Regions from separate parts of the Homo sapiens genome. Here regions 2, 3, 4, 5 and 6 are each linked to region 1. A link is a loop called in an ENCODE intact Hi-C map of the cell type or tissue named here. Cell type or tissue: IMR-90. All regions are shown on one strand.

Region 1 (4,000 bases):
AGCAGGAAGAGAGCCCTTACCAGAACCTGGTCATACTGACACCCTGATGTCAAACTTCCAGCTTCTAAAACTGAGAAAATAGATTTCTCTTGTTTAAGCTACCCAGTGCTACTTATTTTGTACGGGGACAGGTAGCTTCCATGCCCTTTCTGGTCATTCCACCTTTCCAGCATGTTGTTGATGTGTTCGCCAGCTGGGAAGTTCATCAAGTCTTGCTGCTAAGGAGTTTTTGTAGAGCTCAATCTGAAGTCCCACCCCCTTCAACCCTCTAATTACTTGATCTTTCTGATGACCAGCCCCATCCTGAGGCTATCTAGGGATCCTACCCTAAGTTACCTTATTAACATAAAGTCAGCTAGTTATGAATCAAAAAGAGCTAGTTATGAATAAACAATGATACTCTTATCACTCAGGAAATTCTAAAGGTTTTTGGTGCTCTTTGCCAGGAACCAGAAACAAAAACCAAATGTATTTCTTCTTATACTACACAACCCAAAGTTCATACTCTGTTGTTTGTAATCATCTCCCCTCTCATTCGATCAGATAGATAAAGAAGGGAGAGAAGCAAGAAAATAAGCAAGCATTTTATGTAGTATGTCAGGGTGCTTTCTGACTACAGATGATGGAGAAATGAAATAATAAGGAAAAATGTTATTATTAGAAGGAAATGCTGCCTTCTTTTCCATCACAAATGCCATCACTCAGAGATGAAACAAGTGCTTGCCTTTAGAGGGACTGAGTGGTTATATTGGCTTTGCTACAGAAGAACCTTGGCCCCTCAAACTAGTTAAGTTTGGCAGTGATATTTTGGTTGGTGAGAAACTAATTAGAAGATGGGAGCATTTTACATACTCTTCAAATGACCCAGCATTTCAAACAGATGTTTCAGGAAAATGCATACCTGGTGCTCTTCCATTAGTGAATTACTTTGTTGTAACTGTCACAAGCTCTTTTGGACGGTAATTATGAAGAATTATGTCCCATTTGGCAACTCAAATGTATGCTGTTTAGCTCAATTTGAGGGAAATTTGATGGTAATTATAGGCACAGTTTTTCTGTTAAGTCTTGAAAAGGAACCTATCACAACAGTTGAGAAAACCTGGGTGATAAAGCATAGGAGCAGTCCATATTCTCCAAGAAGTATACATATGAGGGTTCTTATAGGATCTTTAAATGAACACATGTATACACACATGCACACACACACACATTCACTCACACAGCATAAAACCAAAACATCCCCAACTCCAAAACAACTTAAACAAAAATGGACAAGTAGAGAGAGTATAATGTATAATAATAAGACTAGAATAAACTATAACTTGAAGTACTGAAACTGAAAATTTATAGCATTTAAACATGATTACAATAATTGCTGGCTTCATATGATATTTCATAGGTTTTAGTATTCTTAGGATCTCTTTTTTTACATTTAAAATATTAGATTATGTGTCTATAAAATAATACTTTTAATATAATTTTTTAGTTGAAATTATTAGATTTAAAAAAATCCTGTTTGAATTTATAACAGCCCGTCCCCTTAAAGCCAGCAGGCAGAAAACAAGCAACTCAATTTGAGTTGAAATTGAAGATGAAGATAAACAACAGTACTTGCCTAAGATGATAGGAGGTTTGATTCTTTTAAAGTCAAATACAGTAATTATTGTTTTGTTTAGTGACCTTAAGGCTTTCAATTATTAAATAAAAGCTGCAATCACTCGTATTTCCAGAATTAAGAGAAATCCATATGGATCACCATTATGCATGGAAAAAAATTGCCATTATATATCTATATGTTTTATCTTGGGACATGGTGAGGACTTTGCATTTTCCTGTCCGCAAACTCCCAGAATTTTGTTAAGTCATTGGAAGCCAAGCATTAAGTACAAATAGTTTCAGTTTCCATATTTCCTAGCAGGCCAGCCAAGAGCCATCCTAGACAGATGGAAAGAAAAGGTTTATTCCTGGAAAATATGAAGACATTCTTATACTTGTAAATATTTTTTTACCCCATATTTTTGAAATTAACATCTCATTAGCATAGGTTACATTGACTTGTGTTTATAAACCAGCTCTGCATTTCATTTTAGAGCAAGATGAAATATTCATTTCTTTTTTTTTTTTTTTTTTTTGCCATCTTCTAATGTCATATTTACAATAAAGAACATCTGGATATTTGCAATTGGAGAAGTCTTCATGCTTTTGAAATATGACATTCAATAAATAGTTCTTTCACTGCTAAACAGCAATCAGCATGTATCAGATTGTTGGACAGACTTTTTCAATAAAAAGCATTTGCTTTTTCTATTGTTTAAGACATCTTAATATTATAGGTAGGTGGTAAGAAAGCAGGTTAGGCTTTGGGGAAAAAATCTGAAATTTTGTAATAATTTCTGTAATTATGCCAACATAGTTAAGTCTTTATGAATAATGGCCCTTTTTCCTCTTTTGGGCTGACCTGGAGTCCTTTTAAGTGTGAGCATGATGTTACAATACTGCCCCCTACTGTAAGACTTTGGATAATCCTTTCAAAGGAACTTCAAGAAAAACCAGAAGAAACTAACAGATGATTGGGGACAAGCATATCTTATTACATTTGGCATTTTGAAAGTATGTTTTGATGAACAGTTCAGGCCTCTTAAATGCAGAACTCTAGAATAATAGTATAATACATACTTTTGTTTCTCAGTTTGTTTTCTTTTGAATTAATGTTGTTGCTGCTCTGTTCCTTTGAGTTAAACAGAGGAAATTTTCCTCCCCCGCCATGCTTTGGGATGATGGATCTTACTCCGGGTTTTGTGAATGTGTTTCTGTTTTAATTAGTGTTGGTTTCAAGGAATTGTGAATCTTTGAAAAAAGCACACAGGGTGTCTTTGAGGCTGGATAAAGAATGATGCTTTTGTCTATCTTCCGTGTGGCTTTGGTATTTTAATAATAATAACCAATTTTGTGGTAAAGTATATCGATTCAACCAATCCTATCTTGCAGTTCATCCAGTCTTAAATCTAGCTGTCTCTAAATAGCTTTGTATTCTTTTGCATTGAGTAAAACTATAAATTTATGTGAACAAGACATTGGCATGATTTAGACTTTTTTTTTTTTGATGAAAAGTTGAATTCTCCTTCCCCCACCCCTTTTTATGGATATTGCTTTAACGAAATGATTTCAATGACATTTCTTTTGCCAATGCATATTTTCTGACATTAAAAAACAAATCAAAAGCCACTTATCATATGAATCATTGTTAAAGTCAGCAGTAATCCACTGTGTAAAATCTCCCTGCAAAGGCGCAGAGGCTAGGGGCTTAAACCTGGAGCACATTAAATTAGTTCCAGTCTCTCGCGAATGGTCTTTGCCTGGCTTGCTTAGGCAGGCAAAACGGAAACAGGCAGTTTATAACAAGAATCTGCTTTAAAAACCATGGGGTTCATTGGAGAAAGATTTATATCCTCCACTTATATAAACATTACAAATGTGGACTGCAAGTAGGAAGGAAACCTTTATCGAAATCTCTTGAAGAGCTTTTTCACTGAGAGTAAAATGGACAGCATACACTGTTGTTTGAAGACACGCCAGCATTTCGACAATCATGTTTTTCACTGCTTTGCCTGATTAAAATGTAGCATTGTGAAGACTAACCAGACCACCTACTTTCAATTTATTTTCATGATGAGACTATGTTGGCATCAAAAGAGGAGTCAAAAGACTCTGTGCCAAAGGAGAAAATGATCATTTAAGGATTTTTAAAAAGACAAAGTAATTACATGAAGTCTTAGGGTAATGGAATCTGGACATCAGTTTCTGTCACCTCCTGATCTAAAATTATTTTTATATATAAACACTATCCTAGATATCATGTTGTCTTTAGGATTGTAATAGAACACAGATGAGGCTTGAAATATTTGGTCCAATAAAATGAGAAAGGCTGAAAGGAAAGATTACCATTTGAGATTAGAGTAGCTATTTATTTGATATTTCACATATGGTGATGTTAAGTCTT
Region 2 (4,000 bases), 280 kb before region 1:
TAGAGAACTGCTACAGTTATGAGCAAGTTACCTCTATTAAATGGCATAATGTAGTTCCATTCATTCTAAGTGGTTCTTTAGTGGGTTGATCCGGTGGTGGAATTCATGAAATAATTCATGAATTATTCAATTATATGGGTTAGATAGAAAAAGTCATTTGATAGATTTGATTCAATGAATACTCATTAAGTGAAAGTATCATGCTGGATACTTTCCCAGAGTGAAAATTATTTCACTACTTTAAGCTCATGTATTCTGGGCTACTTTGAGTAAATAAAGGAAGATGATATCAAATTTGCCTCTACAAATATGTATCCTTAATAATATTGTCAATTCATTCAAGAGGGTAGGTAGCTCAGATGGGTGAGGAATTATGCCATTTAAAAGTCCAGGTTCAAGAGATAAACTGTGAAGTTTCCCAAGTACAGCTGCTGAGCCTGAGGAGCCACAGGGGGATGGTATCTTAAGAGATTTAGTCAGCTGTCTGAAAGATGCTTCTTTCGGGTCAGAAAGGACTCAAGGCCTTTCTCTTTTTTCTCCTCCTGTCTTTTTGCTCTTGCTGTGGTTATTCTGTATAAGAAAGTTAAGCAAAAGGGGACAGAAAAAAACAGGATGAAGATAAAAAAATAGAAAATGGAAATAGGGGAGATGTATATTTTAATTTCTCTTTTCTGCAAAACATCTGGGTGGAAAATGATGAGGCCAAACAAAGTGGCTTGTTAACAAATGACTTGTTAACAGAACATAAGCTAGAGGATTATATGATCTATATGGAAATGATCCTGCACATAGTAGGCGCTTAACCAATAGTAGCTATTTTCACCTTAGCAATGAAAATGTTTTTCTTTCTGCTTCTTTAAGAGTGCAGCTCCAAGACTCCTCTGCCAGACACTCTCATGGGTAGTTTCTTTTCATTCAATCCATATTTACTGGAGGCCTACTACATGCCTGGCTCCGTGCAAATGCTGGAGCTTTTGCCAAATCCTCCTACTTTATGCTAAAAACAAGAAACAAAAGAGTGAAAAAGTAGGTTTTCTTTGATTAAATAGTGAACAAGACTAATTTTCCTCTCTCACTCCCTTCCTTCCTTCCTTCAGCGGTATTCTTGTGTAAAACACCGATAGCTGTGCTTTAGAAAACCCCAAACAAGTCTTAACAGCACCTTGGAATGCACACACTGTTTACCATTTGCTATGTGAGCACCCAGCCTCCCGTCAACAAAGAAAACCTTTGCCCTCTCTGCATCCCTGCAATCCCAGTCAGCCCCTATCCCCTTGCACTTTAAGCAGAAGTCCCTGTTTGTGCTCTCACTAAAGATAGCTTCTGCTTCTCTGGCCATCAGGTGACATTTTGTTGAATGTGGATGGGGTCGAACTGACAGAGGTCAGCCGGAGTGAGGCAGTGGCATTATTGAAAAGAACATCATCCTCGATAGTACTCAAAGCTTTGGAAGTCAAAGAGTATGAGCCCCAGGAAGACTGCAGCAGCCCAGCAGCCCTGGACTCCAACCACAACATGGCCCCACCCAGTGACTGGTCCCCATCCTGGGTCATGTGGCTGGAATTACCACGGTAAGTCCAAACACAACATCCCTGTAGGGGCGTGGGAGAAAACGATTACATTTCTTAAACCACTCTTTCACTCTCTAGGGCTGATTCATGGCACTAGCATCTTAATTAGACCCAGTCTTGGTTGTGGGACTGTGAAATAATTCTCTCTTCCCATTTGTAACTGAAAATGCATGCGGACATTCTAGGGCAAAGACAAAAGCCTGGATGTGGAAATACTGTTTGGCGTTCAGGTTGAGGAGCTCACAGGACTGCCATGTACAGCTGTGTAGGTTGTTCATGCAGCAGAGAGCTCCACAGACAGGCAGAGGGGGCAGAGACCCAGCCTGTGTTTACACCCCTTGGAGCTGAGTTGCACTGCCTAGGAGAAGGTTCACCTTCGCCTAATCTGCTAGTGGCAGCCCTGGGATCTTGCAGGGAGGCTGACTGCCTTCTGTGGCTTTATTTTATTTTATTTTTATATAGAGTCTTGCTCTGTCACCCAGGCTAGAGTGCAGTGGTGCAATCTCGGCTCACTGCAACCTTGGCCTCCTGGGTTCAAATGATTCTCCTACCTCAGCCTCCCCAAGTAGCTGGGATTACAGGCACACACCACCACGCCCAGCTCATTTTTGTATTTCTAGTAGAGACGGGGATTCACCATGTTGCCCAGGCTGGTCTCAAACTCCTGACTTCAATCAATCTGCCTGCCTCGGCCTGGCAAAGTGCTGGGATTACAGGTGTGAGCCACCATGTCCAGCCAGTTTTATCTTTTGAGTGGCCTTGGCTGCACATAAAACAATGCCCCAGAGCACTTCGCCTTTGCTAAGATGTTTAAGCACCTTTTGTTTGGAGACATTTCTTAGATCATCTCTCCTTAGGGCCTGCTCCTGAGGAGTTCTTGTGTAAAACTTCAGGAAGTAGCTGGGTTGTCATTTTAGTGACATTTTAGAGCCTTACAGTGACGTAATTACTTGTCTCACTTAATTACTTCAGGGAAGAATTTGGGGTCAGCCCTACAAAATGGCCAGTACAGAACTATTCAAAGAACAGACAAGTTGGTGTTTGCTCACCTGCATGAGAGCATAAACTGTTGGCCTTCAGATGATTATCTTGCTGTTCCAATGTGTGAATAATGCTAAATATTAGCATCACTGAAGATATACTAGCATAGGACTAAATATGGAAAAATGAAAGTGAGACGTTTAGTTTTAGTACGTTTTTCTTGAGGGTGGAGATAAGTCTCTCTCTCTTTTTACATTTCAAATGAGTTTTTTAAGAAAAACAAAACCCTGCCTCAAATACAAAATTAACTAGATTCCTTTTTGAGCCTTCACTAGTTGATAAATTATTTTCTAAATCAGTACATTTTCAAAAGTCCTTAAACAGTTAAAATCTGAGCGTTGAGTCAGTTTAAAACCCTTTAGACATTTTAGAACTGAGCCTGAGTGAAAGTAGAGAGTATGACTTTAAAGTTTTATTTTTAAAAATCTTTCTGAAACTAGGATCTATTAAAATTATTTTGTTTTTTGTGTTTGAAAGCTATTCTGTCATGTAATCAAAGTCCTTCATTATTCATTTGTGTAAGAGAGGACAATGTGAGGTGCTTTTTGCTCCAAATACAACCAAGCGAATGTCTTTCTTCCCCTCTACCTTTTGTCATTTGCCCTTGGGCATGGCACTTCTCTACTTTTGCTGGAAGTAGTCTGGGCTGGGTGTGGTGGCTCATGCCTGTAATCCCAGCAGTTTGGGAGGCTAAGGTGAGTGGATCACTTGAGACCAGGAGTTCAAGACCAGCCTGGCCAACATGGCAAAACCGCATCTCTACTAAAAATACAAAAAATTAGCCAAGCGTGGTGGCACACGCCTGTAGTCCCAGCTACTCGGGAGGCTGAGGCATGAGAATTGCTTGAACCCAGGAGGCGGAGGTTGCAGTGAGCTGAGATCGCGCCACTGCACTCCAGCCTGGGTGACAGAGAGAGACTCTGTCTCAAAAAAAAAAGAAGAAGTAGAGTCTGCACTTTGCTCATTTCCTCTAAATGGACAGTGGTAAGGAAGCATGATATCCCGGCATAGACAACACTGATTTTCAGAACCCTGGAGATTCCTGGTTTCTTTCATTCCATCCTCTCCCTGTAGTAACAGAATAAACATGGTAGAAAATTCAGAATGCACCAAAGAATGTAAAGAGAACAAAAAGTAAGTCTCCCTCCCTTCAGATTCATTCAATAAAGGTGATCACCATTATCAATTTCTTGTGTATTCTATGTCAGAGGTTGGCAAATCTTTTCTAAAAAGGGCCTGATAGTTTAGGCTTTGAGGGCCACGCAGTCTCTGTGGCAATTACTCATTTCTGCTGTTGTGGTGTGAGAGCAGCCACAGGCAATACATGAATGAATGAGGAAGGCTGTGTTCCAATAAAATTTTACTTATAAAACCAGGTGTTGGGTTGG
Region 3 (4,000 bases), 510 kb before region 1:
TTGCCCAGACCCCTTTCCTCTAGATGCATGCATAAGACCAGCTCCTGCTGATGCAGTGTAAGTGGAAGTAATGTGTCACTTCTGGGTGAAGGCCATTGAGAGTCTTTTGCCTTGTCCATACTTTCCTTCTGACTTCTCCTTTCAAAATATCCATGGACACAACATGTGTTGAAGATGGCAGGTAGGTCTGGGAATGACTGCATTTTCTACAGCCATAGACTGGCCGATTGAAATGGACTTTCATGGGAGTGAAAAATAGATTTTGTTTGTATTATGCTCTAAGACTTCAGAATTTATCAGTTATAACAACTAACATAATTTACCTTAATCAGTACAATTCTTTGTCCCCATAGACATACACAGTGTTATGGGCTGAATCTGTTTCCCCCAAAATTCATGTGTTGAAGTTCCAACCCACCCCACCCCTCCCCAGCCGGCATATTCCAGAATGTAACCATACTTGGAGAAAAGGTCTAAGGAAGTGATTACGCTGAGGTCATTAGGGTGGGGCATTAATCCAATATGACTGTGTCCTTATAAGAAGAGAAAGATGCCAGGGCTGGTGTGCACAGAGGGATGACCTCAAAGAGGCAGCAAGAGGTCAGCCATCTACAAGCCAACTGAGAGGCCTCAGAAGAAACCAACAGGCACTTTGGTCTTGGACTTCCAGCCTTCAGAACTGTGAGAAAGTAAATATCTGTTGTTTCAGCCTCCCAATCTGTGGTATTTTGTGACGACAGGCCCCAGCAAACAAATGCACATAGTAAAGTCACCTCACGTACCATCTCATTTCTCTCTTATTTCCCAACAGGTCTGCATGAATTTTTAACCTGTAGGCATCTGCTGAGTCCTTAAGGATGCTAGTTTGCTAGCTCTCTTATCTCTGCCATAGATATCTTTCATGATCCAAGATTAATTGTGGAAACTCCTGTTCTCAGGCAAACTCAAACACACACCAAAGCATGCACACACACACACACACGCACACAGTACATGTTGCTTTCCTTGATATTTTCCACATTTCATAATTCTCTTGATCACAGAGGTTTATTCAATGAAATTGTACCAAGGGCTGCCCTAGATTTGAACTTAGCCCAGTCTGAGACCCCACGGGCAGCTAGATGAGTTAGGTGAACAGAAGCTCCAAATATTTGTGAAAGATTCTCCTTTCACTGCATCTCCTTCCTAGCCAGAGCCCTCAAAGCTTGTCACTAATAACTCCCCTAAGTTATAGGTTTCTGTGACACAGAATCTATCTCCTGAGACCGTGAGCATGAGCGCTGCCTGGTATGTGCAAGGTCAGAGGACCCTGCCCACTTCCCTCCCGCTCCCAGAGCCAAGGCTACCTGTGGAAGCTACAAACCTGTCTAACCATGGAATTGCCATGTGGAGCCAAGATCATGCTCTGCTGATGGAAGCAAGATGCATGATCCTGAGCAACCCACAAAACGCAAGGCACCACCTTGCAAAAGCTGTGTTCTGGCTCAGAGCTTTCGAATAGGCAACCATCCATTAACATACAAGTTTCCGAATTATACACAGGGCTACCTGCTTGGCTGATTGTATTTTACCCTTTAGCTTGGAAATCTTGTTTAACACAGCTCCCTCTACTGGGCTATTGCTTACTCTGAAGCTTTTGGTGTCCAATTTGGGAGAAAAGAACCAGCCCAGTTAGCTGTTGAGGAACCAGCTGATAGAATGAAGGCGAAAATGGCATTGTCTGATGCGAGAATACTAAGGGATGTATACATGGGGCCCTCTGGGTTTTTGCCAATCCTGTTTGGGTGTTTCCCTACCTTAGGTCCCTTTTGGCATCTTAGTAATCTGTCTTCTGAGAAAAAAGGGGCAGTAATCCTGACCTGCCTTCTAAGGGTTACAGGATAATACGGTTACAGCATATTCTTCTAGGGAAAAATACGATCCCAAGTTCAGTCCACGGGAAGTCAAGCATCAGAAACAACAGGGCAAAGGTGTTCCTGAAAGCCAAGCCAGAACACATTGACAGAAGGGCCCCTTCCAAAATAAAGACAGCCCTAGAGGACAGCAGGCAGCCAGGCAGAGTCTTATCTGGGACATCAGTGGGCATTCCAGGCTCAGACCAAAGACTATTCATGGACCTTTGTAGAACTGCCACAGACTCTGAAAAAGGGACGATCCAGATTTTCTGTTTTCATCCTGGAAGTTCTTTTTCCTTTCTTGCTGCAGAGTGGGGTCAGAAGGAAGCTTTCAAGCAAGGAATGAGGCAGGGAAGTCCCTGAAAATGTGCCTCCTCTCTCTGCAGAGCTTAGCACAAGGGATGTAGATGACTCCCAGTCAGGCAGAGAGCTGAGTCCATCCCTGTCACACACATAAGTGTCATGTATGACGGAGTTTGAGGGAGTCCAATAAACAGTACATTTTGTCTCTGTTACAGGAATCAGGCAAATGAAGATCCAAATCGACAATATTGATAAAAGTCAGGCTGGAGAATGTGGCTTTCAATATCTTAGCTAGGTGGACGTTTCAATATCTTCTCTTGAACTAAACTCATTCACTGGGCTACAAGCAGCACCTTCCTGGCCACAGCCAACCTCTGTAAAGTTTATGACACAGAGCAGTAGAAGGAAATGATCTCCACCAGGGAAAAACCAGAGCCACTCTGTCCTAGCTCCCTCTCTGGAACTAACTCTCCAATCAGATAAGCCATTCCTCATCTCCTGGGGAGATGAGTAAAAGAGGTAAACAGTGGCCAGTTTCCTCTAGTGGAGATCTTTTCACAGAGAAGGAAGCTCAAGAGAAGGAAGTAAGCATCCACCAGCAATCTCTTCTGGAGGTCTCTGTGGACATTCACCCTCCTTCCCTCTGCACAGGAACAGGTGGGCACTCACACTTCCTCAGCACCTGGCAGGCCAACCAGCTCAGGGGCTTTCCAAGCCTGCAGTTACATTCATAGCTGGCCTTATCATCCTGCAGCATAACTACTTCTCTCTCTCCTATGTTACAGTACGAACTCCTGGAAGGCCGGGACCATATTCCATTACATTTAAAATTCATTTCTGTAACCCTGGTACCTAGTATTAGCACATAGTGGATGCTCACGAAATGTTTCTAGAATGAATGGACACGGGTGGATGAATAAAACAAGTGAATAGACAATAAAACCAGGGGAACCCCACAGGAGTAAGACTTTTTTCTAAAGATAAAGGAAGGCTTTGACTTGGTCCAAAGGGAAAGCCGACTCAGCCCCGGGGGCTTCATTTGAGAGCCAGTCTCACAGGAGCCCCCAGAGTGAAGAGAATGTGGATCTGAACTAAACTCCTCAGCATGCCAGGGTTTCCCAGGCTCCATTAGCCCCTTGCTGGGTCACCACAGCCTGGCTCCAGCCCCTTGCCTGAGTGTGGGTCTTTCTGAAGTATCCTCTTGTTCCACGGATCCTCAAAGCTCTCCATATTGCTTCCGTTCCTTCCCATCTTCCCTCCTGTAAGTTGGTAGGACTTCTAGTTCCATTCAACCCTGCAATCCCATTACTGGGCTTGCTCAAAGGAAAATATGCCCAAAGAAAACAAAATTATTCTTCCAAAAAGACACATGCACTTGTATGTTCACCGCTGTGCTATTCACAATAACAAAGACTTGGAACCAACCCACGTGCCCAACAGTGGTAAGACTGCATAAAGAAAATGTGGTATATACACACATTTGGAATACTATGCAGCCATAAAAAAGAATGAAATCATGTCCTTTGCAGCAACATGTATGCAGCTGGATGCCATAATCTTAAGCAAATTAATGTAGAAACAGAAAACCAAATTTATAAGTGGGAGCTAAACACTGAGCACACATGGACATAAATATGGGAACAATGGATACTGTGGACTACTAGACAGTGGGGGATGGGGGGCAGCAATTAACTATTTATCGGGTACTATGCTCACTACATAAGTGACAGGATCCATACTCCAAACCTCAGCCTCATGCAATATTCCCACATAACGAACCTGCACATATACCTCTGGTATCT
Region 4 (4,000 bases), 710 kb before region 1:
TCAAGCATCAGCCAGGTATACCTTGATTTGGAATGTGACCTTCTTCTAACCTTTCTCTGAGCACCAGTCCTGGTTTTCAGCGATTCCTTGGACATCTCCCCATCTATATTTTGTAGAAGTATCCAAGTCAACACACTCAAGGCCAAACTCCTGAGTTTCTTACCCCACCCAGCATTTCAGCCTTCCCTTAGTGCTTTTATGAATTACTTTTTCAGTCTTCCCTCGCTATAACTTCGCTTTTCAACATTTACTTTGTTGGCAAAACACTTTGAAACACTGTGCGTCTTACACTTGTACCTGTCTTTCCTTTTGGGTTGTGTCTACCACAAAACTTCGTTACATCTGTTTAAGCACTAACAGTGCCTTCCTTGGCCTCCTTGTCTCTGCTTTCCCTTTGAATCTGCTCCACATCTTCATGGCAGACCAATTTTCCTAAAATTAGCTCCCATCATGTTCCTGCTTGCATCAAAAACCTTTGGTGCTTTCCTGTGGTTGCCTTGGGAATCAAGTCCACCAGCCTGACGTTGAAGCTCTCTGCAGGCTTTCACTGGCATTTCAAGCCATTTATTTGATCTCTTCCCTTTGCGAGTGTAAGTGCGTGGCTGCTCACTGGGCCCACACTCTCCTACCTCTTTGCCTTTGTTCAGCTTCACCATCCCTGTGCCTCTGGAAACCCACCTTTTTTTTTTTTTTTTTTTTTTTGAGACGGAGTTTCATTCTTGTTGCCCAGGCTGGAGTGCAATGGCGCAATCTTGGCTCACTGCAACCTCTGCCTCCTGGGTTCAAGGGATTCTCTTGCCTCAGCCTCCTGAGTAGCTGGGATTACAGGCATGTGCCACCATACCCAGCTAATTTTGTATTTTTAGTAGAGACGGGGTTTCTCCATGTTGGTCAGGCTGGTCTCGAACTCCCGACCTCAGGTGATCTGCCTACCTTGGCCTCCCAAAGTGCTGGGATTACAGCTATGAGCCACCACACCCCGCTGGAAGCCCACCTATTCTATGAACCCGACTCCACAGCTCTCTCTTTTGTGAAGTTTCCCTCAGTTCTCCACTCCTGATGAATACAATCTCTTCTTTGGCAATTTGTATTTTTCTTCTAAGCCAACCCCATTCTGCCTTGTATTATGGTTGTTGATGTATTACGGTTACTGACAAGGTTGGTTCTGCCTTGTCTGATTCTTTTTTTTTTTTCTGAGACGGAGTTTCACTGTTGTTGCCCAGGCTGGAGTGCAATGGCGTGATCTCAGCTCACCACAACCTCCGCCTCCAAGGTTCAAGCGATTCTCCCGCCTCAGCCTCCCCAGTAGCTGGGATTACAGGCATGTACCACCACGCCCGGCTAATTTTGTATTTTTAGTAGAGATGGGGTTTCTCCATGTTGGTCAGGTTGGTCTCGAACTCCTGACCTCAAGCGATCCGCCCGGCCATCTGATTCTTATTTGATGCTTAGTTTATTAAAGGCTAGAACTGTGTCCTTTTCACTTCTGCATGTCTAACAACAGAGGCTTATACATCGCAGGAGCTCAAAAATATGTATAGGACAACAGGAATTACAAAAGAATTAAAGAGTCTTTCCCTATTAAAAGATGACACTAGATATCTATAACTAAGAATAGACAGATACCTGGGCAAAATGTGCACTTTTTGAGTGCTGAGGCTGCAATCCTTTATTGGGTACAATGACATGTCCACATAAGCTTTTCCCAAAGAATGTGAATGAAGTTCGACCCAATATGATGACATCCAGGGCAGGGGACAAGATTCCCTTTCTGGGACCTAAATTTTTTTGTGTACAGGGCGTACATGGATTCTATTCTGAAATGACTAAAAATTCTCTAAATAGCTCCAAGAGGGAAGTCTGTCTTCCCCTCCCCACATACTGATGATATCTGAGCACAAGGAGAAGCCACTGACAAATGTAGAAACCTGGTCCTCATCTGCAAAAATGAGTGCTTTGAACTAAATAAACCTTATAACCTGTTATAGTTTGAGAAATATTACATATTCCATTATTTTCCTGGAGAGGTTTAGCCGATCATACTGAAAAACAGAAACCAAACCCCAAAACTCACCAATGGTTAAGCTTTCGTCTAGGGAAAAAAGTGACTTTTACGAGCACACTGCTTATTTTGTGGTGACTGCAGAGCCCAATATCTAATCTGCTTCCCCACTTCCTGTGTTATGAAATGCTGGACATAGTTTTCTCTTGGCTCAGTGGCAATTTGATAAAGAGCGAAGAGCTGAGATGAAAGACATAGTGAACACTGCCCTCTTTTGTCCACCCTGGGTTTCTGCCACTTCTCTTTGGTAAGTGTATCAGGCAGACACGAGTTAAAGTCGTGCTAGTTAAGTAAACCTTGGTGTGTAATTCCATTTCAGTTGTTCTCTGCGTGACTCCCCGGTTTCAGCAGTGTGGAACATCTTTATTTTGGTGTCATAAACATTTCAGCTTACCCAAGCCTGCCACTTTGCGCCAGAAACCATTTAATGATGGTTGTTCGGTGCCGACCCCAAAAAAGTGGATGTAAAGCAAAAAAGAGGCTCTATTGTCTGAGGTTTTCCTGCTCCGTTTGGATTACCAGGGAGTTAAAGATAAAACCCCAGGCAGAAAGCTACATGTCAGCAGTAAGGGAACAAGATTACCTTCCACGTTACTCATTTAGAAGAGACGGCTTTTGTCTTAGTGTTTTGAGAAATTCTTCTTAAATAATTTGGTTATGACTTTCTTGTGTGTTGTGTGAGATATGTAGGAAGGAGCTTTATAAAGGAAATATAGTGCCACGTTGCTTAAATTTATTGAGGCAACCCTAGCAAGAGAAGTGCATTTCTGTTTGTAGAACAACTTATACATTTTTCATAGGCATAAACAGAAATTAAAAATTAATATGGGCTGGGTGCAGTGGCTCATGCCTGTAATCCCAGCACTTTGGGAGGACAAGGCGGTGGATCATCTATGGTCAGGAGTTTGAGACCAGCCTGGCCAACATGGTGAAACCCCATCTTTACTAAAACTACAAAAATTAGCCAGTCGTAGTGGCAGGTACCTGTAATCCAGCTACTCAGGAGGCTGAGGCAGGATAATCAGTTGCACCTGGGAGGCAGAGGTTGCGGTGAGCCGAGATCATGCCACTGCATGCCAGCCTGGGAAACAGAGCAAGAAAAATAAAATTAATATGACCTCCTTTCTTGGCTGACCTGAATCATACTTTGCAGTTATTTTTTTTCTTGTGAAAGTGAGTTTGTATTTGGAAGGTCTGCAGAGAACACCAGGGATGAAGAGGTAGAGGAGGGAATAACGTTAGTTAGGAGTACAGTTTAGAGTGCTGTTGGCTGTTTGCCCAAATGCAAATTATTTAATTTGATCTGAAAGCTTTAAATGTAATATTTGTGAGGATTCAGTCCATCAGTAAATCATCAGATATGTGTGTACATTTGCTGTGTACCCAACTAGGCATCAGGGCGTACATGACAATAGGGGAGATTGTGTTCTGGTTGGAAAAGGAAGAATTAATTTAAGAAAATAGTTTGGAGTCTGCTTCCTATAATTTTGTTCTTAAATTTTAACCTAGTGGCAGCAACTTTATGTCCTTTCTCTCCCAGGACAGTTCTAGGGACAAATATTTAGCTCCACTGTGCCTACCAGGGAATTGTATTTTATAGAACGTGTGCTTTGATTGGCAGCTTGAAAAACATGGTTAAAGTCGTGATCAGCACGAATGGAACAGTCAGGAAATGGGTCCCAGGGAACTTTTCCATTCCCACTACTCTTTGAAAAGCCCTGCAAAGATGCTATTGCAAATTTCTGTCTCATCAAACCGGGGATATTACCTTTATAAAAAGAATGCAAGGACTCATAATTCATGATATCCTCTCACCAACGATAGATCTCTAAATTATCAGGAGTAAAGTATATTTAAGAGTAAGAAAATATCTATCAAAGAAGAAAGTCAAGAAATGAATCTGTTTAGTTGTTTTCTTCCTGCTAAGAGCCTCTGATG
Region 5 (4,000 bases), 820 kb after region 1:
GGATGGGGTTTTTATGGGTTTTTTTTTTTTGTTATTGTTGTTGATGCTGCTGTTGTTGCTTTCTGTTTGTTTCTTTTTCTTTCAATGGTCAGGTCCCTCTTCTGTACGGCTGCTGTTGTTTGCTGGGGGTTCACTTCAGGCCCTATTGGTCTGGTTCACTTCCACACCTAGAGATGTCACTCAAGAGGCTGGAGAACAGCAAAGATGCATGTCTGCTCCTTCTGCTGGCATCTCTGACCTTGAAGGGCACTGACCTGATGCCAATAGGATCGCTCCTGTATAGGGTGTCTGACATCCCTTTTTTAGAATGTCACCAGTTGGGTTGCATGGGGAACAAGACCCATTTAATGAAGCACTTTGACTATCCCTTGGTGGAAGGGGTGTGCTTCGCTGGGGGGAAACCCATTCATCTGGGCTGCCTGGATCCTTCAGAACTACCAGGAGGAAAGGCTAAGTCTGCTGGTCCACAGAGACTGCAGCCACCCCTTCCGCTAGGGGCTCAGGCCCAGGGAGATCTAGGTTCTGTCCCTGAGTCTTTGGCTGGAGTTATTGGAGTTCCTGCAGGGAACCCCCACCCAGTGAGGAAGGATGAGTCAGGGTCAGGCCTGAAGAAACCTCTGGCCACAGTCTGCCACAGCTGATGTGTTGGGCTGTGGGGGATACATCTTGGGACCAAGCTGTCCAGCCTCCCTGGCTCCAGCAGGAGAAAAGCACAGCCTGGAGCTATAGAGATGGAGGCTGTCCTTCCCCAGCGCAGGAAGGTTAGCGTGTTAGGCTGTTGTGAGTCCCAGTGCTGGCTGCTGCCCCTCCCCCGAGGAGCTCAAAGGGCTTAGACAGCAGGTAGCCACAGCTGTGGTGCTGGTCACTCCTCCGCACCACCACCCCCCGACCGCCGAGCTCCAAACTCCGTAGGCTTAAGCAGATTCCAGCTGAGAGGCTGATGAGAATCTGCGAGGGTCTGAGGTGGGGATGCTAGGCCCTAGTGGTGTGGGTTCCCAAGTGGGATCTTCCGATCCATGAGTTGGGCAGTTCCATGGAAAAATCACTGTTTCCCCAGCCGGGTAGCAGCTCACTCACTGCCTCCCTTGGCTGGCGGGGGTGGGCACTCCCCGGCCCTGGGAGGCTCTTAAGTGGGCCACCACACAACACTGCTCTTCCTTCCTCTCCGTGGATCACTCCAGCCGCCTAGTCAGTTCTGATGAGAGAACCTGGATACCCTGGTTGCCAGTGAAGCACTCACACACTTATTATATTTCTTTTTGATGGAACCTCCGATCAGGGCTGTTTCTAGTCACCCACCCATCCTGGCCCCGCGCCCTCAGGTAGTACTTTATATCAGTTTGAAAACAGACTAATACAGAATAATTTTTCTTTAGGGGCTTTGGAGGAACGTGGTCTGCCAACACACTGGTTTTGGACTTCTCTCCTCCAGAACGTGAGAGAATAATTTTTTGTTGTCACATGCCACCCTGTTGGTAGTACTTTTGTTATGGCAGCCCTAGGAAACTAATACAGAGTCCCTGTAATAGGCACAAGCTCACGTGTCCTGAAGGCTACAGGACTTTTAATTCCACCATTTCAGCCAAGGACCCCAAATAAACATTTCCCATGAGGAAGCCTCCCACGACCACAATTTCCTTCTCTGTGTCCTCTTACTCTCTTCCTTAGGGTCCACGTTTCTTTGTATCAGGGTTGACATTTTAATACACATTAAGGATTCATCAGGAAGTAAGAGATTCCATCCAGGACCACAAGGCCCACCCATCTTTCTTCCCAGAGTCTTCCACTTCTCCTCACCTGGTCAGGTGGGTCCTGAGATGCCCAGGGCTGGATGCCAGACACCCCAGCTGCCCAGGTACTCCTGCCCCGTAGTGAGACCCACATTTTCAATTCACGGTGGGGTGAATTTTCAAAGGGAACCACTTTCTTTCATCTTTATCTATAGGATATTTCCCAAATAACATGTATGTTACTGAGTTCGTGGACATCGTCAAAGACAGCCAGATTCTCTTTAAATATCTGCTGGGCGGCCTTCTTCCATAGAATTCAAGAAAAAAAAAAATGACTGTCTGGCTATCGTCCTCTGTAAATCTTGTTCTAGCAAGTTCTGCATCCACTTAACTTTATGAATTTGGATTCTGTGGTTTGGATTCCATCCCCACTCCTCCACCATCCTTTTCCCAATTTAAACCATTCTAATCTAGAATTTCAGGCAAAGTTGGGGGCTGGGGAAGCTAAATCGATTGTTTTATTTTTGTCTCTTGCTGCCCCCTGCTGGTCAAATTATTGCTTTCTTTTTCTTTTTCTTTTTCTTTTTTCTTTTTCCTGTTTAACTCAGGAGATCAATGGACAAGTTTCTAGGGATGGGTGGGTGAGGGAGAAGCAAGTGTCCTAGATGACAAGACAATGTCAGACAAGTTTCACTACTTGAGGTTCTCGGTTTTTTTTTTAATGAAGAAATGGCAATTGTGATATTTAAAACATGTTTAGCTTATTGGTCTTTTTTTTTATTTTTTAATTTTTAACACTTTTTAAGGGACAGGGTCTTGCCCTGTTGCCCAGGCTGGAATGCAGTTGTGTGATCATAGCTCACTGCAGCCTCCACCTACTGGGCTCAAGCCATCCTCCCACTCAGCCTCCTGAGTACCTGGGACCACAGGCATGCAACACCACGTCCAGCTTAATTGGTCTTTTTAACACACACAAATACAATATACTATAATGGTGCTTCCCCAGATCATTTGATTTCTGAAATTATCAACATGCACTGCTGGTGGTATGGACTAGTGATGGGTCACAATCTTCCTTCAATCTCCTTAGCATGTCAGGGTCTGCGACTGCATCCAGCACTGCACTTAGCACTGAATTTGGGGTGACAGCGAGGCACTTTGCAACCCTCTGATGGGTTTCCTACCATAGAGCTAGGGTGTGGCCTGGACTGGTCCTCAGAGAGCCTCCAGGGATGAGGTGGTGGAGGGAAGATAGAAGGGGGTGGGAGGTGGGGAGGGCCAAGTCTCTGGGGATCAGTCTTCACAATCGCACCCGATTCAAGGTGAAAGCCTGTGTGCCCTTTTCCCCTGGAAGCCATCTGTGTTAAAAAAACATCTTTTGGGGGTAGACAGGCCTGTGAAGTGCCTCTGTTCAGAGCTTCTCCGGGGTGGTGCGTTTTCCAGGGCGGAAGGCCATTAAAAGCCAACCCCTGAACCCAAGAACTTGGCTGCAAGAGCAGAAGGAAGACCACTGAGACCAACTCCACGGAGCAGGCTGCCCAACACGAGAAAGTCAGGGCCTGCTGCTGCTTCCTGGGCTACTGCAGCTACTGGAACAAGGATTTCTGCTCAGGGTTTCAGACCAAGGACCTCACCCTGGAGAGTCAGGGCCTTTTGGGAAAATGCAGTTTCCTACCAGCAAGAGCGAGTCCATCACGCTGTGTATCCCAGGAACCATGCAGCTTCGAGATCTGTTCCTCCCTCCTCCCTTCCCTGTCACATTCTCAGTAGGCACTCCAACGTAATTCAGTTAGCAACAGTATTTGCTTTTCACTGTGAGTCAATTCCAATGAACTTTACCATCTACACAAGTTGATCTAAGATGTAGGACAGTGAATCAGAATCATATTTAAGTTGAAGGAACTGAAATGACAATGTGTGTTGCACTTCCCACCTGTTCATGGATTAAAATTCAAGCCCACATACTCACCTGCTCAGATATCTCTTGTATTCCACCAGCTGCCCATCTTGTCAATATCTCCAATGCTGTGCCTTCCTCCAGATCCGCTTCTATCTCAGGGAGAAGCATCACAGTCCACCCTGATTAAGAGTAACTGAGGCCAGGCATGTTGGCTCACTCCTGCAAGCCTAGCATTTTGGGAGGCTGAGGCGGGCGGATCACTTGAGCTCGGGAGTTTGAGACCAGCCTGGTCAACATAGCGAAACTCCATCTCTACTAAAAATACAAAAAAATTAGTCGGGCATGGTTGTGCATGCCTGTAGTCCCAGCT
Region 6 (4,000 bases), 260 kb before region 1:
AACACAGCTGGAAGTCTGGGCTTCTGCATTGTAGGAGGTTATGAAGAATACAATGGAAACAAACCTTTTTTCATCAAATCCATTGTTGAAGGAACACCAGCATACAATGATGGAAGAATTAGGTAATAATAATGACTAATCAAAAATACTTGTATTAAATGTTGTTTCATAAATGCCAAAGCTTGGCCCCATTTGAGATAAGGCATGTATTTATTATACTTTGTGGGGATTAAAAGTATGTACGTAGCATTCAACTTCTGAGAAATCCAAAATAATTACACATATTCTTGGTCCCATACTACAACTCCCCATACTTTTAGCATTCCTTCTAACACAAGCTGAATGGATAGTGAGTTTGGAGAATGTAAATAAGAGGCAAGAAATATCTCAATTAGAAGTTAACATAATTAAAATGGTCAGATGTAGCAAAATCTAGCACCACTAAGATAAACTTGCATTAACTTCAGCAACGAATTAAAATACTAATCATATCTTGTTTTGTTTTTTTTTTTAGATGTGGTGATATTCTTCTTGCTGTCAATGGTAGAAGTACATCAGGAATGATACATGCTTGCTTGGCAAGACTGCTGAAAGAACTTAAAGGAAGAATTACTCTAACTATTGTTTCTTGGCCTGGCACTTTTTTATAGAATCAATGATGGGTCAGAGGAAAACAGAAAAATCACAAATAGGCTAAGAAGTTGAAACACTATATTTATCTTGTCAGTTTTTATATTTAAAGAAAGAATACATTGTAAAAATGTCAGGAAAAGTATGATCATCTAATGAAAGCCAGTTACACCTCAGAAAATATGATTCCAAAAAAATTAAAACTACTAGTTTTTTTTCAGTGTGGAGGATTTCTCATTACTCTACAACATTGTTTATATTTTTTCTATTCAATAAAAAGCCCTAAAACAACTAAAATGATTTGTATACCCCACTGAATTCAAGCTGATTTAAATTTAAAATTTGGTATATGCTGAAGTCTGCCAAGGGTACATTATGGCCATTTTTAATTTACAGCTAAAATATTTTTTAAAATGCATTGCTGAGAAACGTTGCTTTCATCAAACAAGAATAAATATTTTTCAGAAGTTATAGTTGTCTTTTAGTATGTGATACTAATTAAGATTACTTTTGTATTATCACTATTTAAAAGATCCTAGTAATTTATTCTTTCAAATACCATGTTATTTGTTACCATCACCGATGAATACCTCCTAGGCTTATCCCTAAAAATGCTCGCTCAGAGAATTAATTATAAACTTGTTTTGTTTTTAGTAAGAAATGGCTAAAGCTCTTTTTTTCCACAATCGTTAGTAACTGTATAAAAACTCATGCTGCTCCACCAGTGGGCCTTGGAAAATGCATCAAGAAGGCCAAACCAGCTTGACCCTGGCTCACAGACATGGTCATGAGGCGATTTAAATTTGTGCCACAATGAAGAGTGTGTGTACACATGCCTCCTAGAAACTACACTATGGGTAATTAATTAATTTATTTCATAGAGGCCACCCAGATGCCTTATAGGTTTTATTAATTTGGATATGAAAGTGTACCCCATTTGGTTTCACCAGGAACCCAAATTTAGAATATTGAAAAGCCATCAAAAAGTTGTGATATCAAAAATGTATGAGTCTCTTAATATACTAAGCAAGAGTGTCACAGCAGTAATGATAAAGACTAGTTTTAATCTCAAGCCTTAGAGGGGCCCTTTGTTGCCTTTTGTGATGCAGCCTCTTAAGAGAGTGGTGTTTGATTAACAAAAAAACTGTGGCCCAAGTGGAACCCTTGACCTTTTCTCAGATAATCTGTGTATGTACACAGCTAACACAGCTCTTTAGATTCCCTGTTAAGTGACTCATTCACATTCCTTTCTTGGATATAAAGTCATTGCTGTCTTTTTATTTTTGAAATAGTACAAGACAAAGATTTTTAACTTAACATGAAAAATTCACTCTTTTATTTTGGAAAAAAAGTTAACTTTTCATACTAACAAACAGAACAAGATTTAAGGTAAATTTCTTAAACATTATCCAGAAAAATAACAAGATTTATAGTATCTACTTCTGGTACTAATATACACAAAAGGCCAAAACCATGCCTATTCTGCAGGTGTAGCTTCGGTGCTCTCCTGTTCAGGGGCAGGCTCACTGCCCGCTTCTTTTCCTTCTTTGCTTCTTTTAGATTTTTTGTGTTTGTGTCTCCTGTGACTATCTCCTTCTTCACTTTCATGGCGACGTCTACTATTACTGGAAAAAAAAAAAAAAAAAAAAGGTGTGTTCTGTTTAAATACACAATCAGTGACAAAAATCCAATCACTCTAAGGAAATTCTCAATATAACACTGGGTTTAAAATAATCTAATGCATTTTCTCATAAATATAATGTGAGGAATAATCAGTTTTATGTGACTTTTATGCAGGGATTGTATTTATTTTATAGGGCCATCTTCACTGATATTATCTCAGATTCCCAGTGCCTATACACAGCTTCTGAAATGCATATTATAATATACAGTAACAAATTAGAAACAGGCATTAACTCAAAACCGGAAATACTGTATAGGGTTGATTTTTGGCAAACAATAGGTATTTTGTTTAATGCTTTTTTAAAAAAATTTGAGACAAGGCCCTGAATTTTTCTTTAATGAAACCAAGCAAGACTGGTTCATAGGCCAAAATTTCCCCTCTTCCAATGCGACAATGTAGTAAGTCAAAATCTCTCACATACTATTGGTTCACTATTTTATTAAAGAGCAAACCTTCGAGAAGACTTATGTCTGGTTTCCTCTTTCTCCCTGTGTCGTCTTTCTCTATGTCGTTCTTCTTTTTCTCGACTTGCTCTGTGACGCTCATAACCTCTTTCTGCATATTCCCTGTATCTGTATCGTTCTTCATCGCTGAAATTGAAATAGAAATGTTTTCTTGACAACTGGACCATTAATTCTGAATGGATTCAAACTGTAAAAGAGATGTGATCTGCAGTCCAAATCCAAAATCCTCACATTAGCATCTTTTATAACATTAGTGAGGAAGAAATATTCGTTGAATTGAGAGGAAAATAATGCTTGTTCTCAAAATAGCACTAGAGCTAAGAATATAAATATATAATAATTACACATGTTAAATGACCAATTTTGTTCTGTGCTTTCATAGCTGTTAAAAAGATTTAATATAACAATGCTTTGGTTTTTTCATTTCTTGAAAAAGTGAGATCTGCAACTGATTTAAATTGTTATCAGCTTTTAAAATTTTTGCTCCTTTTAGAATTAAAATAGTATTTGTATATCTCAGATTTCTAATCAATATTCTTGGAAAGTCTTGGACATACGTTTAACATTATAAAAATACACGACTCACAATTACTACAAAACAGAAAGCAAATAAGTTTTTAAACTTTAGGTTTATTACTAAATATTCATCAAATAGAGAAGTATAAAAATAAAGAACAGAGACATCAAAGCAACTTCTACAGCATCCATACAAAATGCAGATTGGACATACCTGCATTCTGACATCCTAATTACATCTGTGTGGGCAGGGGGGCTACATGGCTAATAATTTCAACTGCATAAATAGAAGCTGCATCTCCATTTTCTGATTTTGGATTGAATTACACAGACTGGTGAAACTGAGACTAATGGCTAGAGTTAGAGGGTGGTCTTTCTTTACCTCCCTAGACTTCTTTTCCTTTCATGTCCTTTAACTGACATTCTCTTTCCATCTTTCTCTTTATCCTTCAAGTCTCTTATTTCTTCCTTTTTCTTTTTTTATGTTTAGCATAGAAGTCAACACTTTCTACAACTTAACATCAGTAAATTCACTTAGAATAAAATAATCTTTTAGAAGAATATGCTGAAGAGCTTTGATTTCTAGAAGTGTTTAATATGAATTATGAAAGTAGTAATTTGTATGAAACATCAAGATGGTAAGGAATCTCAGGGTTTAACATAGTCAGGTGACAACTATAAGCCATGTTTTAAAAGACATGTCAGC

The links. Peaks named below come from ENCODE experiments on the same cell type or tissue, not always from the same donor. Only the 100,000 strongest peaks of a DNase experiment are listed, where the experiment ranks them.
Region 2: a loop joins it to region 1, with 3 times the contacts of the local background. A loop is called at or near these places in 3 of 110 quality-filtered maps.
Region 3: it touches region 1 in a loop (4-fold over the local background); 11 of 110 quality-filtered maps call a loop at or near these places.
Region 4: it touches region 1 in a loop (7-fold over the local background); 37 of 110 quality-filtered maps call a loop at or near these places.
Region 5: a loop joins it to region 1, with 11 times the contacts of the local background. A loop is called at or near these places in 3 of 110 quality-filtered maps.
Region 6: it touches region 1 in a loop (2.7-fold over the local background); 7 of 110 quality-filtered maps call a loop at or near these places.

Annotation. Positions count from the first base shown.
Region 1 is chr4:53,195,880-53,199,879 of GRCh38, reverse strand. All of the region lies in intron 4 of SCFD2 (sec1 family domain containing 2), which reads left to right. Among named protein-coding and RNA genes, the nearest start is that of SCFD2, 170 kb to the left of the region's middle. RefSeq lists an enhancer at 767-4,000. In IMR-90, a CTCF peak has its summit at 2,496 (motif pointing left); a DNase peak (open chromatin) is centred at 2,499; H3K4me3 peaks cover 772 bases; H3K27ac peaks cover 492 bases.
Region 2 is chr4:53,474,324-53,478,323 of GRCh38, reverse strand. It overlaps LNX1 (ligand of numb-protein X 1), which reads left to right. Exons shown (of 11, transcript NM_001126328.3): 9 at 1,343-1,571. Among named protein-coding and RNA genes, the nearest start is that of LNX1-AS1, 24 kb to the left of the region's middle. In IMR-90, no CTCF peak of the experiment used is centred here; DNase peaks (open chromatin) are centred at 1,203 and 1,623; H3K27ac peaks cover 2,114 bases.
Region 3 is chr4:53,704,225-53,708,224 of GRCh38, reverse strand. The region is part of intron 1 of LOC100506444 (a long non-coding RNA gene); the gene reads right to left. Among named protein-coding and RNA genes, the nearest start is that of LNX1-AS2, 110 kb to the right of the region's middle. RefSeq lists an enhancer at 2,751-2,830. In IMR-90, a CTCF peak has its summit at 1,612 (motif pointing left); a DNase peak (open chromatin) is centred at 1,594; H3K27ac peaks cover 424 bases.
Region 4 is chr4:53,907,091-53,911,090 of GRCh38, reverse strand. The region is part of intron 1 of LOC124900702 (a long non-coding RNA gene); the gene reads right to left. Among named protein-coding and RNA genes, the nearest start is that of CHIC2, 160 kb to the left of the region's middle. In IMR-90, a CTCF peak has its summit at 2,267 (motif pointing left); a DNase peak (open chromatin) is centred at 2,240; H3K4me3 peaks cover 512 bases; H3K27ac peaks cover 1,209 bases.
Region 5 is chr4:52,374,567-52,378,566 of GRCh38, reverse strand. No RefSeq gene overlaps it. Among named protein-coding and RNA genes, the nearest start is that of USP46, 280 kb to the left of the region's middle. RefSeq lists enhancers at 321-868, 869-1,417. In IMR-90, a CTCF peak has its summit at 2,260 (motif pointing left); no DNase peak of the experiment used is centred here; H3K27me3 peaks cover 878 bases.
Region 6 is chr4:53,457,557-53,461,556 of GRCh38, reverse strand. It overlaps FIP1L1 (factor interacting with PAPOLA and CPSF1), which reads right to left. Exons shown (of 18, transcript NM_030917.4): 17 at 2,767-2,904; 18 at 695-2,255. The coding sequence ends at 2,108. It overlaps LNX1 (ligand of numb-protein X 1), which reads left to right. Exons shown (of 11, transcript NM_001126328.3): 10 at 1-122; 11 at 515-2,256. The coding sequence ends at 650. Among named protein-coding and RNA genes, the nearest start is that of LNX1-AS1, 41 kb to the left of the region's middle. In IMR-90, no CTCF peak of the experiment used is centred here; a DNase peak (open chromatin) is centred at 1,856; H3K27ac peaks cover 846 bases.